Regions from separate parts of the Homo sapiens genome. Here region 1 is linked to region 2. A link is an interaction called in ENCODE POLR2A ChIA-PET data of the cell type or tissue named here. Cell type or tissue: Caco-2. All regions are shown on one strand. Each heading gives the region's core, and the rest is flanking DNA. Links, peaks and the distances in the headings are about the cores only.

The links. Peaks named below come from ENCODE experiments on the same cell type or tissue, not always from the same donor. Only the 100,000 strongest peaks of a DNase experiment are listed, where the experiment ranks them.
Region 1: POLR2A ChIA-PET joins it to region 2 with 10 read pairs; 2 of 35 experiments call an interaction of 5 or more read pairs at or near these places.

What each region holds. Positions count from the first base shown.
Region 1 is chr6:7,039,599-7,047,936 of GRCh38, reverse strand. No RefSeq gene overlaps it. Among named protein-coding and RNA genes, the nearest start is that of RREB1, 64 kb to the left of the region's middle. RefSeq lists an enhancer at 4,583-5,471. In Caco-2, for the core only: no CTCF peak of the experiment used is centred there; DNase peaks (open chromatin) are centred at 4,726, 5,276 and 5,336; H3K4me3 peaks cover 742 bases.
Region 2 is chr6:6,780,357-6,788,694 of GRCh38, reverse strand. The region is part of intron 2 of LOC101928004 (a long non-coding RNA gene); the gene reads left to right. Among named protein-coding and RNA genes, the nearest start is that of LINC03055, 100 kb to the left of the region's middle. In Caco-2, for the core only: no CTCF peak of the experiment used is centred there; no DNase peak of the experiment used is centred there.

The DNA of each region.
Region 1 (8,338 bases), core at 68-8,067, 260 kb before region 2:
TGGTTTGAGTATTAGTGAATTTGTGATCATACTGTTTTTTTCAAAGAGTTCTCATGTCTTAGACATACATCATGAAATATTTGCACCAAAATGATGTGATGTCTGGTATTAAAATAATGCAGCTTTTTTTTTTTGGCGGGTTAGAAAATGAAAAATATAAATGAAATAAGATGCCATGTGCTGAAACTGGGTGGTAGGCATGTGAGAATTCATTATACTATTATCTCTACTTTTATGTATCTTTAAGAATTTCCAAAATAAAAAGAGCTTCTTTTTTGTCTATATGAAAGAAAAATATTTTCCCTTCATTTTAGTTATGCACAGAAAGGGATACGCTCTATTTATTTCAGCCAGCTGACATTCTTCCTATGGAATATTAAGTTAGTCCCAACGCCACATCATCATGGAATCTATAGTATCATTAAGGGCCTCTTTGTGGCTAAGAAGAGTTGGTGCATTTCTGTTTTTATTACAAGATTTATAGAGCTGGTTTATAATACTGTATTCTTAATTGTATGGGTAATATATTTAAAACACATGTGGTAGCTATGGTTCTGCTTCTATTTTGAATGACTTTGGATTTTTTTCTCTTTCTATTCATATAAGGTGTATCTGCATCTGGAAACGATCAAAATCTCACAAAGACAACACAATGAATGTGGTTAATTTAAGGGATAGACACCACTGAGGTTATAAGCAAGATCACTATCATTCAATAAATATTTGATTAGCAAAACTTCTGGTTTTGTAGGGAGCTGAAAAACTGTAACATGGGCTGGATTTCTAAGCACATGGAAATGAAACTAATTGCAAGATGAGACTAACTTCACAGGCTCAGATGCTTAGGGGAAAAATATTTTTATTTCACCTTGCTTAAATTACAGAAAAACACTTTAAGGATGTGTTGAGCATCCCTTCCTGCTTTCACATCATATTTCTGCTCGAAGTCAGTGGTTCCCAGTTGATGGCTAAATACTCCCTCAGGGACACCGAGTTACTGCAAAGGGTCAACAGTGCTTTATGTGCACCCAGCACTTCCTGCAGATGGAATAATAGTACTGACATATAAAGGCACTCTGTCCAAATGTATGTCTTTGTCATTAATTAATAAACCACAAATTCATTTAAAAGCATTTTTACATTCATAAATTTTTACATTATTATTATGTTATGTATCTTTTATTTATGTATTTAGTTTTTTGAAACAGAGCCTCCCTCTGTTACCCAGGCTGGACTGCAGTGGTGTGATCTTGGCTCACTGCAACCCCTGCCTCCCGGGTTCGAGTGATTCTCCTGCCTCAGCTTCCCGAGTAGCTTGGATTACAGGTGCATGCCACCATGCCCAGCTAATTTTTATGTATCTTTTAAATTAATGAATACTAAAGTAAAGCTATTGTCTTATATATGTGGTGGGGGTCAAAAAAGGAGAACCAACTCTGAAGAGAGAGAAAATCAATTTAGTAAAGCAGACATTCTCTTTCTCTCTCTCTCTTTCTCTCTCTATCCTTATTTTATGTAACATAATTTTTTGATTGATTTTATGGGATATAACGGTGTTGGGGATAACTCTATGCTCTCATCACATTTGTTTTATCATTTGGCTATCAAAACTGGAAACTCCAAACATCTCTTCTTTGCAACTTCTTTATTACCTAACCTACTTTGGTGCCCAAAGCCAAGAAAAGGTTTTACAATCCATGCACACTACCAGACCTGAAATACTGAAGATCTACGTCTCTGCTGGAATTTTTTATGGTCATGAAAACAAAATTGAGTGGTACTTGTCAGAAACACAAATGGTGTTCATAGTGACACAGAAGGTTTTATTACTAAGTATATTTTTACTCTGAATATCTCTACTTGCCCTGTATAATTTTCCCTTCAGCAGGGTATCTTTTTTTTTTTTTTTTTTTTTTTAAGGGTCTTTAGTCTTGGATTATTACAGCAAGCAAACAAGCAGATGGCATCATTGCTGAGCAGGGTTCCAGTGCGAAGGATGATACACTGAGCTCCCAAATCATAATTGAAGGTGGGATTAGTTGGAAGAATCTTGTTTATTAACAAAATCCTCTTCATTTATTTTATTCCCCAATAATAATTTGCCACTTACTAAGCCCTTATTCTGCACCTGGCATTTTATGCTAATCTTCACAACAACCCTAAGAGGCAAAGCTTCTTCTTCCATATTTTACAGATGAGGAATCTACGCTTAACAAGGCTAAGTAATTTAAGGTCATGCAGCCAGTGAGTGACAGAATTAGAATTAGAACCCAAGTCTGTGACTCCAAAGCCCTAACTAGCACAGATGGGGCTTCCTCACCAACTCTTAGATGTCATGCTTTGAACCCCTGGTTATCTTTGCAAAGGCAAGAATTGCTGTAAACTGAGCCCAAATAAGGACAGCTGTCTCCTTAGCATCATTAGTCACTTCTTCCTTCATCACTTCCCAGTGGATAGGAGGTTAGTAAGTGGCTTAACCGCTACCGAGATCATCCGCACACTCCATGCACAGATGGCACAGGGCTAGATGTGACTTAACCTAATTATTCTGCCCTTTCTGGCTCTTACTTCTAGAAATAGTCATCAAAAAAAGGGAGACTTTGAAAGACTTATTTAGGTCTCTCTACCTGAAAGAAGAGAAAATTATTTTGGAGGCAAATGAATTTCTAACTTTCCTGAAAGAAAGGGAGATTTTTTTTTTTTTTATGACTTGTCTGAGGAGAAGTCAATGAAGAGGCTGTTGCACACAATAGCTATTGAGTCACAAATAACACATGCACCCTGGAAGATTCCACTATTTGGCACGTATGGTGGCTAAAAAAGTGGAGAATCTTCTTGGTTTCTCTTCCCACCCAGCCTTTCTTAGGTACTTTGACGAGAAGGCACCTCTCACTTTCTATGAGCTTTGTAGGACCCTGAGCCATATTACCATCAGCTAAAGTCTTTATTTATTTTTAATTCTTGAGACAGAGTCTCGCTCTGTCACCCAGGTTGGAGTGCAGTAGCACAGTCTCGGCTCACTGCAACCTCTGCCTCCCGGTACAAGTGATTCTCTGGACTCAGCCTCCCGAGTAGCTGGGATTACAGGTGCCTGCCACCATGCCTGGCTAATTTTTGTATTTTTAGTAGAGACGGGGTTTCACCATGTTGGCCAGGGTGATCTCGAACTCCTGAGCTCAGGTGATCTGCCCACCTCGGCCTCCCAAAGTGCTGGGATTACAGGCATGAGCCACTGCGCCCGGCCAATAATGAAGTCTTTAACTGGCCATTTTCCTCAGTGTATTTTTTCCTCATCATGTCCACTTCAAGATGGATGAAGAAGCAGCCTCTCTAACCACCCCAACTTTAAATCCAGTAGGATTGTCTGCCAGAAATAAACCCCTCTCTTCAGGAAGACAAAGGCCAGGTGTTTCAGGCTGACAGCTTCTGAGATCTCCCCTACACTACATAAATCGTCACCACTCGCTGGGTAGACAAATAAGAGGAAGCCACTTAAAAAGTTTATCAAAAAGTAGAAAAAGTTATTCAAAAAGTAGAGATGGGGTCTTGTTATGTTGCCCAGGCTGGTCTTGAACTCCTGGCCTCAAGTGATCCTCCTGCTTTGGCCTCCCAAAGTGCTGGGATTACAGGTGTGAGCCACCGTGCCTGCCTGGAAGCCACTTATATTTGAGAGTTGGGAGGAAGGGACGGCTTTCTGGACCCAAGGAAACAGCAAGGCAGCAGGGCAGGGAGCAGGTGCTACTGGCAGGTGGCCGGCACTGCTGCTGGCCTGGAGGGTGAGGGACAGCAGGAAGACGGCAGACTAAGAGGCTGCACGCTTTGTGGAAATAGCTGAAAATAGAACGTGAGGTTAGGCCCTGAGAATTCGACTCCTGCTAATGGCAAAGAGAGAAGCCGAGGTCTTCCGTACGTAAGACCAAGGCAACAAATAGGGCCATTGCACACCCTGGGTCTGGCCTGCCTGCCTAGGATGCCAGCTCTCAGCCCTCACTCGTGGAAAGAGCTCAACTTTTAATTTTTTTATTTTATTAGTATTATTATTTTGAAACGGAGTCTCACTCTGTTGCCAGGCTGGAGTGCGGTGGCGGGATCTCGTTGCAACCTCTGCCTCCCGGGTTCAAGCGATTCTCCTGCCTCAGCCTCCAGAGTAGCTGGGACTACAGGCGCCTGCCACCACGCCCAGTTAATTTTTATATTTTTAGTAGAGACAGGGTTTGGCCATGTTGGCCAGGCTCGTCTCGAACTCCTGACCTCAGGAGATCCACCCGCCTCAGCCTCCCAAAGTGCTGGGATTACAGCATGGTGAGCCACTGTGCCCGGCAACTTTTTAATAATTTGTCTTCTTGCTGAATAACAAAGCTATCTAAGTAAAAAGATGTGTGTGTGTCTCTGTGTGTGTGTGTGTGTGTTTCACCTACTTGGTTGATTGGGGTCACAGTTGCAGTTTACACTGAGCCTCTAAATTTTATTTGGAAGACAAAGCAATATTTCTTTTGCTTCTTTTTTCTTTTTCTTTCTCTGTCCTGCTTTTAGGCAAGAAAGCAATATTTCATATCACAAGTTCAGCTGCTGCTGCTGACAGACAGTTTGCTCTGACTGTTCTTCACCAGACGAGGCAGGTTAAACTCTTGTCAGCCATATGTTGATTTGTTAACACTACCCATGTCCCAGGTAGCAGGCTCAGATGGGTCTCAAAATAGACCAGGCACACATGGCTGATAAGATCCCAGTGGGCAGAAGATAATGTTACACCATCTATGACATAACCTCTAGAATAATCACTGCTGCCCTTTGCTCCAGAGTCCAGCTCCAGTGCATGCAAACGTGGAAAGTCCTCAAACAGTGGGGGGTTTAGTGTGTGTGTGCTTTCCTTGAAATTGGTTAAACTTCCACTCAGCTTTGGAAGCTTCTAATAAGCGGTTCACAGCCTTTTCTTCTCTTTCTTCTCCTTTTTTGCTTCAGTGGGATGGATGGCCAAACAAACTTTCTGGTGGCTGTTAAGAAGAACAAAATTCTTTGCAGAAGCACGTGCCAGTGTTTTACAATGCACAGCACACATCGAGGCCTGCGGCACACACTGGAACACAATCGGATTCTGGAGCTCTAGGGACAAAGAGCACTGCTAATTTGTGCAGCCGCTGCCTTAGAATGGTGAGCAGGGAGGACACTCTAAGGAGAGGGAGTCAGGGCATCAGCGCAAATTGGTTTTCCAGGCGAAGGAAGGGGAAAGCCTCATCTTGGAAGAAATTTCAGTTTCTGTGGACCTGTGGACCTGATGTCGGGTTACCTCGCCCCTCCCCAGCAGGAGCCGAATGCCCGTGCCTTCTCTCCTGGAAAGCTGCCTTTCTAAGCTAGAGAACTGCTGCCACAAACCGATTCTGAGAGGAAGGGAATGTACTCTTCATATTTGTAGAGAAAACCAGGAAGTGAGGAGTCGCAGCCCCGGCTTCCTGGTCGGGCTGCTGACTCACACTGTCATCCTTTAAGCGATTTCCTTCATTTCTTTGCACCTCAGTTTCTCAGTTAAATGAAGGATGAAAATGCAATTCCCCTAGAGACATTGGCAATACCTCATTCATGTTTGCATTTCTTTGCGATAACTGGGATTAGAGATCTGATTACTGCAAAGCAGCATTACATGGAAGATTCCATCTTTATTGTCAACTTGAGGCCTATCTTTGAATGAATATCGTTCAAGGTCTTTTGGTCACCTTTCCCACTATTCATTCCATGCTGCCCCCTCCCCACTCCATCTATTCTTTTCCATGGTGACTTCAAGTGATGTCGTTTGCATGAAGTTTTGTCTCCGAGGAGAGGAGGCTTTAATTTCTCTTGGTTCATTCCAGAACATGGTAGTCCATGGATCACCACAGGCTTGACTGGTTGTGGGAGACAGGATTCAGAGGCCAGGAATGGGATCTCAGTCACAACCTCCATGCTCTTTTAAGGAATTTAGGCTGTCCCTTTGTACTTGATTTTCTTTTTCCTCTTCAAAGTGTCGACCTCTTTGTTTGGCTAGGGTGAATACATCACTTCCTCTTTGGGGTCTGCGTTTTGTCTCCTGCTGGGTTTGAAATGTCATGTAATTTGTTGGGTTTTCACTGGATTATGTTTGGAGTTTGTTTGTCTTTTTTGGTGTTCCCAAATCATCACTGGTCACCAGAACCCTCTCTCTTCTACCTCCTGATTAATGATGAGATAGAAGTGCACGCTCCTCAGCATTTGCCAAGAGAGACACATTCATCTTCAACTGCTCTCTCTGGTCTGTTGCCTATGAAGGGAGTTACCCTGCAAGGGGAAAAACAAAAACAAAAAAAACCCCACAGAGCTGTTATCTTTTCTTCCTGCTGAGCAGTCTGGCTGCTCTGTTGCTTTGCTCACTATCTGGCCAAACTTCATTTGAGAGTGATCTCCATGCTCCTCATCCAGAATATGGTGCAAGCCTCAGGTCCTTCTCTCTTCAGACTCCCCAACCTTTCCTTGGCTCCTCATAGAGGACATTTTCTGCTCCTAGAAGCAACATTTCTCTGCTATAATAAGTACCTTTTGGGGGATACACTTGGAATTTATTATTAACTCATCCCACAGCATTATTGATGTACTGCTACGTACCAGGCACTATACTATACTAGACATCAGGTGTGTGATGAGAATAATGAGGCCAGGTGCGGTGGCTCTCACCTGTAATCTCAGCAATTTGGGAGGCCGAGATGGGAGGACGGCTTGAGGCCAGGAGTTCGAGACCACCTTGGTCAACATAGCAAGACCCTGTCTTTACAAAAAATAAAAAATAAAAAAATCAGCCAGACATGGCAGTGTGTGCCTGTAGTCCCAGTTACTCAGGAGGCTTAGGTGGGAGGATCCCTTGAGCCCAGGAGGTGGAGGCTGCAATGAGCTGAGTTTGCACCACTGCACTCCAGCCTGGGTGACAGAGAGAGACCCTGTCTCTAAAATAAAATAAAATAAAATAGGCTGGGTGTGGTGGCTCACGCTTGTAATCCTAGCACTTTGGGAGGCCGGGGCCAGTGGATCTCGAGGTCAAGAGATTGAGACCATCCTGGCCAACATGGCGAAACCCCGTCTCTACTAAAAATACAAAAATTAGCTGGCGTGGTGCGCGCCTGTCGTCCCAGCTACTCTGGAGGCTGAGGCAGGAGAATCACTTGAACCCAGTAGGCGGAAGTTGCAGTGAGGTGAGATCGCGCCGCTGCACTCCAGCCTGGTGACAGAGCGAGACTGTCTCAAAACAAAAAAAAATAAAATAAAATAATGAGACTTATCTCCTGCTTCTAAGAGCAGGGCTGCAGGCAGAAAAGGGGTGGTGGAGGTGCAAGTAGTGATGGAGAGGGCTGAGAAAAACCTGCAGTCATAAGTTACAAGGCAAAGAGAAGCCCTTTTATAGTTCATAAGCATAGTGATTGGGTTTTTGCACAGATGAGACACCTTGTTAAGATGTTGGCACTTTACTCATAAGACATAAACACACACACACACAAACACACACACCAAAAAACAATGCAAAGAGAAAGATTTCTGATGGTGACTTGAATCTAGTAGTGATAATATTCATTGCACAACTTTACCATCTATTATAGCAAAAACATTCCCCCGAATTCTTACTGTGTGCCAAGCACTGTGCTCAGTAATCTCAATCCTTACTCAGCCCTTTGTGGTGAGTTCTATATTCACCCTTATTTTACAGATGAAGGAATGGAGATTTGAGGAGGCTAAGTAATGAGCGCAGGGTGATTAGCTAATATCAAACTCAGGCACTGAGGCTATGCTGTCTAGAGAAAGAAATACATGCTAGGGACCTTCTGGACAGGGTTCTGCCTATACTTGTGACAGCACTGGAAATTAAGTCCTCTCCCCTGTGTTTCTCTGAAAAGAAATAATTTATTTCCTGTGTTCTGGAAGGACATTGGGTGAAGTTGGTTGTGTTTTAAAGCATGTCCATTGACGCCTCTTTTGGTTCCTGAGCCATTAGCAGGAGGCTCCTGCTATATTTCACATGACCCTGTCTTAGTGACCTCTCTGTTGGCCTTAGGGAAAACATGGGGGCCATTTTGCTAATCCAATGAGGAGTATCTGCTTAGAAAGGGAATTTTTTGGGGGGCAATGCCAGTGGCTGAGTAGCTCTCCCTTCTTCGTAAAAAAAAGAGAAGTCGGCTGGGCACAGTGGCTCACGCCTGTAATCCTAGCATTTTGGTAGGCCAAGGCAGGCAGATCACGAGGTCAGGAGTTCGAGACCAGCCTAACCGACATAGTGAAACCCTGTCTCTACTAAAAGTACAAAAATTAGCTGGGCATGGTGGCACGTACCTGTAATCCCAGCTAC
Region 2 (8,338 bases), core at 127-8,126:
CTTCCTCCTCTTCTGGCAGGCAGTGCTCTCCATATAGCCGCTCTCTTAGGTTCTAGAAATTGCTCCTACCTTGCCCTTGAGCTCTCATGCCTAGAGGTGGCAATGACTGCCTGCTACTGTCAGTGCTAGGTACTGCACTCTGTTTTCCTAAACCCTTTTCACACTTTTATGAATAGTCTATTCATTACAATTAGATACAACTTACCCCCACACCATCCCCATACAACTATACACTCCCCTTCCAGTATCCTCTCAATATAATTATATCATATTTGTTGACATCATTAGTTGGACAGTATTTACATTATTAAACTATATAAATATTGCTGACTACATAGCCAAGTAGAGAGTTATCAGTCGTGATTGCATTTCCTTTTCTAAACTAATTTTTGTTTTTCCTGCGTTTAACTGCCCATTTTAAAAAAAGACTTAGTTTTCAATACATAGGTCTTTAATTCTTTCCACACACACCATCAGACATGTTAAATGCATGTACATGTTGTTTTCCTGTTTCAAACATTGTAAATTCTCTGTATCTTTTTCTTTGGGTGGGGGGCAAGTGTGAAGTAAACCAGCCTCCAGAATAAATAGAACTCAGTGTTATGGATTCTAAAATTAAAATCTTAACAAATTAACAAAGTGATGAAAACAGGAAGTTTAGCTCTCAAGGATCCTTTATTGGTCTTAAAGGTTTTACTCTCTTTGGCAAATATTGTGACCACTTTATAGATGCTACATATTCTACTAGACAAATACTATGACCTCTTTCAAAGTGTATCATCATTCCCCTTTTAAATAGCACATTCGAAGTGTGCTGACTTTTAGTTCTAGGGTCTGCCTTCCCCTTACCTGCTGAGTGTCACAGGATCTCTTCCCTCCTTGATTATCTCAAGGAGATACATCAACTTTTGGTTCATAAAAGAAAGTCAGTCGCTTTTATTTGTTAAAGACTTGAAGTATGGGCTGGGCGTGGTGGCTCACGCCTGTAATCCCAGCACTTTGGGAGGCCGAGGCAGGCGGATCACCTGAGGTTTGGAGTTTGAGACCAGCCTGACCAACATGGAGAAACCCTGTCTCTACTAAAAATACAAAATTAGCTGGATGTGGTGGCACATGCCTGTAATCCCAGCTACTTGGGAGGCTGAGACAGGAGAATCGCTTGAACCCGGGAGGCGGAGCTTGCGGTGAGCCGAGATCGCCCCATTGTACTCCAGCCTGGGCAACAAGAGCAAAACTCTGTCTCAAAAAAAAAAAAAAAAAAAAATTGAAGTGTAGTAGGCCTCAATCTCTGGCTTCCTGCAGTGTAGATCTTATCAACATAAGGTCTCTATTTAAAAATGCTGAAATTGTAGTCTTATTTTTCGCAAACTTTTCCTGGAGACCCTTCCCTGGAGCCCCCTCTTAGTCAGCTACTTGCTGGACCTTTCTTTCAGCATTATCAGCTATTTCCCTTTCCCTCTCCTGTGCTAGATGTCCTGTTTCCTGGATTCCATACCCTCTTATTTCTTGATTTACTCCTTTGTTTTGCTGGAGCAGATCTTCTAGCAGCTTTGTAAGAAAGCGTGCATGGAAGGTAATTTTTCTTGAGTGCCTACATGTCTAAAAATGTATATGTCCTACTATTCACTTGAATTGTAACTGGACAAGCTTAAAATTTCAGACTATAAATGATCTTTCCTCAAAATTGTGAAACATTGCTCCATTGTTTTCCTGTAATAAGTGTTGCTGGAGAGAAATCTGAAGCCATTTGATCCCCTTTTTTTGGTTTGCTATGTGTTCCCTATAGAATTCTCTTTTTAACCCTGGTATTTTGAAATTTATGGCACAGGACTTTGGTTGTGCCAAAAAAGGGCACATTTTAAAAATTTTATTATTTTAGTGGTGTTTTTCAATTTGAGAATCTTAGCTTTTAGTTATAGAAACTTAGTTATAGGAACTTTTCTTTATATAGAATTTCCTTCCTTCCAATTTATATATTGCCTCGGGAATTCCTACCATTCAATTTGAAACTTGTGGATTGAGCTTTTAAGTCTCTTCTTTTATCTCTCTTATTTCTTTTTTTCCTCTGGTTCTGTTTTCTGGGAGATTTCTTTGACTTATCTTTCAATTGTTTATTAGAATTTTAATGATCCAATTTCTTGTTTTCTGACTGCTTTACATTAAAAACATTTTATTCTAGTTTTACATATTCAATATCTTCTCTCTCTTTCTAAGGAGAGTAATCTGGTTTATTTTTATTTTAGAAGTTTTCTTCTCTTTCCTGCGTTGTCTCTGTTTCTCCTGGGTTCTTATTTTTGTTGTGTCTGTTTCGGTTTCTAAATCTTGAAGTCTTACTTTGCCTGCCTAGAGACCCTTAGCTACTTGGAAGCTCTGTGTTTTCAAGGTTGGGCTTTTAACTGGTGGGTATCAAAGTAGGGTTAGTGGTGAGCGGGACATTTTTGTGGGGACTCCCATATTTCAATATCTAAAGGAATCCTTTTTTATTTTTATTTTTCCAGGACCATTTAGTCTATCCAGGGAACTAATGTCTATATCTGTACCCTGGTTGGTAAAATGCTAGCTGTGAGCGGGGGCAGGGGGAGGTGACGAAGTGGGGATCCCTGTGTGTCTCAGTCTCCACTGTGCAAACTTACCCCTATCCCCCGTCCCTTCAGTTTTATTGACCCCTACTTTACACTGTGTGTGATGACCCCAAGTCTAGAGAATTTCAGGTTAATTTCTCCCAGAGTGTAATTGCCAGTCCCAGGCTGGGGTCGGGTGGAAGTGAAGTAGTATGTATGGGCTGGAGGGTAGTTGCTGCGGTCAAAGGGAGAAAAGGGCACATGGAGATCGAACTAGACCATGTTCTGACTTTCACTCTGCTCCCCTATTTCACACCCAAGCCTTGCACCTGTCTTTTAAGGCATCTGGTGCCTTAGCTTATGCTCTCAGAGTCCTGGAAGAGGACTGGCCTCTTCTCACACCCTCTTCTCCCCCTTCCCCTTGCAGGCACCCTAGCTCACAACTTACTCCTAAATCTGTACCATTTCTTTATCTGCTTTCCATCTTCCAAAATAATAATAATAATAATAATAATAATAAAAACACCTGCTGAGATCTCTTCTTCTGATGTCTTTTAATTCCTTTCCTGCCTCTGGAGGTCAATCTGCTATGTTTAGTTAGAAGTCCCAAAGGCCATGCTTTGAACCATTAGGTAATCCTGCTTTCTGCAAGACAACTTCAGTATCTGAGAGTTTTTTCCTCCCGTAGTAAAAACAAAGTCATTTCCATCTTTGTGTTTACCACAGCTGGTGGCAAAGACTCTCCTTGGCCAAGGCTTAGTCAGGCTCCTCTGAGCTCTCTTATCGACTAGGCTTCGGCCTTGGTCTTAGTCGTTGCCGAGCCTGCACTGCCCAGTCTTGGCAAGAATCCTGTTAAGTCAGTTTAGCAAGAATCCCTCACCCTTGATTTATGATCACCCTTAATATCTGATCAAGTTCTTTATGTACCACATTTTCTTTTCTCACTGCACTTTCACACTTTCATTTCTAACATCCCTCACTTTTGATGTATATATCCTTGGCCTGCCTTTAGCAAGAATTCTGTTAGGTCAGTTTTGCAAGAATCTCTGTACCCTTGATGTGTCCTCTTGGTAATTTTTCATCCAATCATCCCCATCTTGTTCCTTGGCCCCAGCAGTCTTTGTTGTATTTGGAGTTGAGCCCAATCTCTCTCCCTTATTGCACTGTCCCTATTGCAATAGTCCTTTAAAAAAACAATTTTTTTTTTGGCAGAGAGAGGGTCTCCCTATGTTGCCCAGGCTAGTCTCAGACTCCTGGCCTACTAGGTGATCCTCCTGCCTCGGCCCTCCAAAGTGCTGGGATTATAGGTGTGAGCCACCACATCCTGCAGTAATCTTGGATAAAGTCTTCCCTACCCTTATAACAAGTGTCAAAATAATATTATCACTGGCATTTGGGAAACAGTGCAGAAGCAGTGCAAGCAGGGACTGCGTGAGAATGGGAAAGCTAGCCTTTGCCTCAAGAACACTCTGCTTGACTTCATTAGACAGCTGCACAGGAGGTAATTTTCTAGGGCATGGTTTTTCAAACTGTGAGCTGCAACTATTTACTAAGTCACATCAACATTTTAAAATGAAATAGAATAGAGTTAGAAAATACCATCCTGTATTGCCTGTAATTAAGGGAAGTATTGACTCATAAAACTTTTGTTTCAGCTTATGTGTCTGTGCACCCGGTCAAGGTGTAAAGATGTATATATATATATATATATACTTTTTACCATGTAAACTGGTAAAATAAAATAAAATGATAAAATAAAATTATAGAAGCCACTGATCTAGGAAGTAGTTTTGGACCTTTTGCTTTCCCCCCCGCCCCCACCCCCAAGAATAGCTATACCAGTCAGGCTGATACTATTATCTCTATTTTAGAGGGGATGGATTTGGTTAGGTAAAATCTCACCACTGAGTGCTAACATGTCAATTTCTTAGTCTCTATTTTACCATAACCGTGTTAGCTTTTCCTTTGTTTAAAGCATTTTCTTAACTTTATCTTGCTTAAGAAAGCCAGGACATGTAAGATTCAAGCTTCATTTCCAAAGTGAATGAACAGATAAATGCTTGTCAGTATTAGACTAACAAAGAGATCAAAAGCAATAGGCAAAACAATCCACACATGCCTAGATGGGGTAAAATGAAGACTTTGTGAATCATTTCCTTTTTAAGTTATTAGTTCTTGGGAACCTAAGGAAGGAGTATGGGATTCTTACCTCATGGTGGGTGGTAGGAATTGTGTGAAGCATTAGTGGCAAGATTGCATGCTTAGACTCACAGTATAAGTAAAACTCATTCTATAGACAATTCTACAAAAGAATGAGAAGAATGCCATAGACCGTGGAAGGCTCATGCGATGAGCATGTCAGCCCACTTCTGCTCTGCCTTTCCTTTAAACTGGTCCACACCCCAGACCCTTCACCATTTTGGTTTTTGTAGGAAGAGAACTCAACCACCAAATACCCTGTAGGCTTGGGAGGGCATACACATGAGAAGCAGGTTCCCCTAGGCTCAGGTGAGCCCCACCTTCAAGGTGGAAAACCTTGGGGACCTTCTGGAAATGCAGAGGCAGATAGGGCTTCATGCTTGGTGAAGAGATGAGCATTCACAACTAGCTTGGTTCTCTACCAATGGTCAAAATGGTTGATTTTGCTACTGAATGAGAGACATCAATTTTCTTGAGATTCAACTATCTTTTGTGCCACTTCTGTGTAATGCCAACTAGTCATTTGGTGAGTTTATTTAGATAAAGAATCAGATTTTGAAGCAAACTTGTTTCCTCTGTGACCAAAAAAAGGGCATTTTAAGCCTGCAAATAAAACTTAAAATGCTTTATTTCTATAAATAAATAAATAAACTGAGCAAATAAAAAAATACAACACATGGAACATAAAAACTCCAGTAACAATTGGACCAGGTCACCCTTAGTGTAAATGTCAACATTCTTTTTCAAATTGTTATTTAATTATTTGTTATTCTATATTTTATTTATTTGACAGCCAAAGCTTCCCTCCCAGAGGAGGATGTTCCTTTGCCTTTGTCCAGAGCCCTTCAGGAGAAGCAGAGGAATTGCTCAGAGATGAGCTGGGATTGCTTGGGGGGCACAAGGAGATAGCGATGCCCATCATCATTGTAATAGTTAGGATTGGCTCTCAGGCATGGTGCCGAACACTTTACCTGGATTCTTTAATTTAATTCACCCGACATGAGATAGGTGTACTGACTGTCCCCATTTTGCCAATGAAAAAACTGAGGTAGAGTGAGGTTAAACCACTTGCCTAGTTCAGTGTCAGGACTGACTCTCGGCAGCCTGACCCCAGGGCCTTGACACTGACCAAGGTTGCAGTGTTGTCTGCTCCTGGAAGTTCTCACTGACCAGTTTGCAAAGTGGGATTGCTTTTTCTTTTTCTCCTTCCTTCCTTCCTTCCTTTCTTTCTTTTTTTGAGATGGAGTTTCGCTCTTGTTGCCCAGGCTGGAGTGCAATGTCGTGATCTCAGCTCACTGCAACCTCTGCCTCCCAGGTTCAAGTGATTCTCCTGCCTCACCCTCCCTAGTAGCCGGGATTACAGGCATGTGCCACCATGCCTGGCTAATTTTGTACTTTTAGTAGAGACAGGGTTTCTCCATGTTGGTCAGGCTGATCTTGAACTCCCAACCTGGCTAATTTTTGTACTTTTGTAGAGACAGGGTTTCACCATGTTGGCCAGGCTGGTCTTGAACTCCGGACCTCAAGATGCAAGAGATGACACAGGTTTGGTGTTTTGTTTGTTTAATGACAAAAGAGAAGAGCAAAAGAGAATATGGTTGAAAGGACAGGAATAGAACTTTCAAACAGAATTTTCGATCCCTAACACAAAGAATGGTATTCCAAATCTGAACACTCTAAAAGAGAGAATAATGCCATTCCCCTTCGTTATTAGAAATAATATTATTATGTCTATTAGGAAAAAAAATCACACAATTTTAATGTGCATCAGAAGCATCAGGCTGATTTTTTCCCCTCTGGATTTTATTTTTAAAGTCAGAATTGGTTTCCTGCCCTTCAAGTGCTCCACTGCTGATACCAATAGTGAGATTGTGTAATTGGCAATAAATTTCCTACATGAAGAGCTTCTGGCCAGCTCCTTTTGAAAGCTTAGAATGTTTTGCTTAGTTGGGCTTTTCTGTCCCTGCAAAGTTAGTCTCCTGCAAATTTGTGTCCACTTCTGCAGGAGGGAATTGGAAGGCTGAGGAGAAATTTGTTGGTGATGAAGTAGCACAAGACAAGGCACAAAAGATGGGGTGGGGGAGTCCAGGAGGCTGGGAGGCAGGCATAGGGTAAAATTGTTGAAAAGAGACACTATAGTTCTTTATTTAAAAAAATAAAAATAAAAAAGCATCTGAAGAATTTGCCAATTCAGCATTTATCTAGCATTTGCTTCTCTGGGGCAGTGATTCCAAATTCCCAGCCTGTCAGGAGCTGGAGCACCCTTTGCAACTGTTTGCTTGATCATAGGATTCTCTTTTCTCCCTCTTCTTAGAAATAATGCATCCATTAAAATAAAACTAAAGTGAATTTAAGATTTCATTGTTTTGAAATACATATTTTAAAAATACAAGGTTTGAAAAACACTCCCCCTGAAATAACTCTAGTCCTTTCTAGGGAGTCGTGAAACTGTAGCTTGTGGAGAGTAGCCTTCCTTCAGGCTTTCATAAAGACCTGGTGACTCAGCACTGGCGGACTTCCCAGGAGTCAGTTCCCACCTTGGGGAATAATTTTCCATTCCTGGGGGAGTCCCTCCGGGAGACACCTCCTCTGCTTCTTCAAGTCAGAGAAGTGTTCTGCCCTGCCCTCCCCCAGCCTCCTGCCAGGTTCCTGCTGCCAGCCTCATGCTGTGCTGTGTATTATAGAATTTCTAGACTTACTGCTCCTGCTTAATTGTCAACTCTTTGCCAGAGAGTTTGTGCTTGCCCCTTGTGTGTGTTGGAGTAAACTTTAATTTCTGTTTTGGAGGCTAGGGCTCTTGACTGTCATAAGTCTAATCAGAATGCCACAGAATCAGGCCGAGCACGGTAGCTCACGCCTATAATCCCAACACTTTGGGAGGCCAAGGCAGGCAGATCATCCGAGGTCAGGAGTTCAAGACCAGCCTAGCCAATATGGTGAGACCTTGTCTCTACTAAAAATACACAAATTAGCCGGGCATGGTGGTGCACACCTGTAGTCCCAGCTACTTGGGAGGCTGAGGCAGGAGAATAGCTTGAACCCGGGAGGCCGAGGTTGCAGTGAGCCGAGACTGAGCCACTGCACTCCAGCCTGGGCAACAGAGAACAAAGTTTTCAATATTGGGATGTCTTTTAAAAGACATGTATTTTGAGATAAACTGAAGTGATTTAAATATATGAGTCGATAACAAATCTTCACATTCTGCACATGTATCCCAGAACTTAAAGTATAATAAAAAAATAAATATATGAGTCCATGGGAAATACTTTTTGATGCAGGCATTCACCAAATTCTTCACGGAGACACACATAATGTCCTAAAATCTGAAAGAAAACAGTTTACCTGAGACAATGCATAGGTTGAACTGGTCAGCAAAGTGTCCACTTGTATCTTTCAAAGAAACTTGTTTCTGAAGAGCGGAGCAAGTACTGCTTTGAAAGAAGCAACGATTTGGAACTGAGAGTTCTGGATGAATGCCTATTGTTGAGTGTGCTGGATAAACGAGCCCTGTACAAAGAGGTCCAGGTACGCTGAGCGGGCACAGCATCTTTCTTGTCGCATGTAAGTCCGCTGTCCAA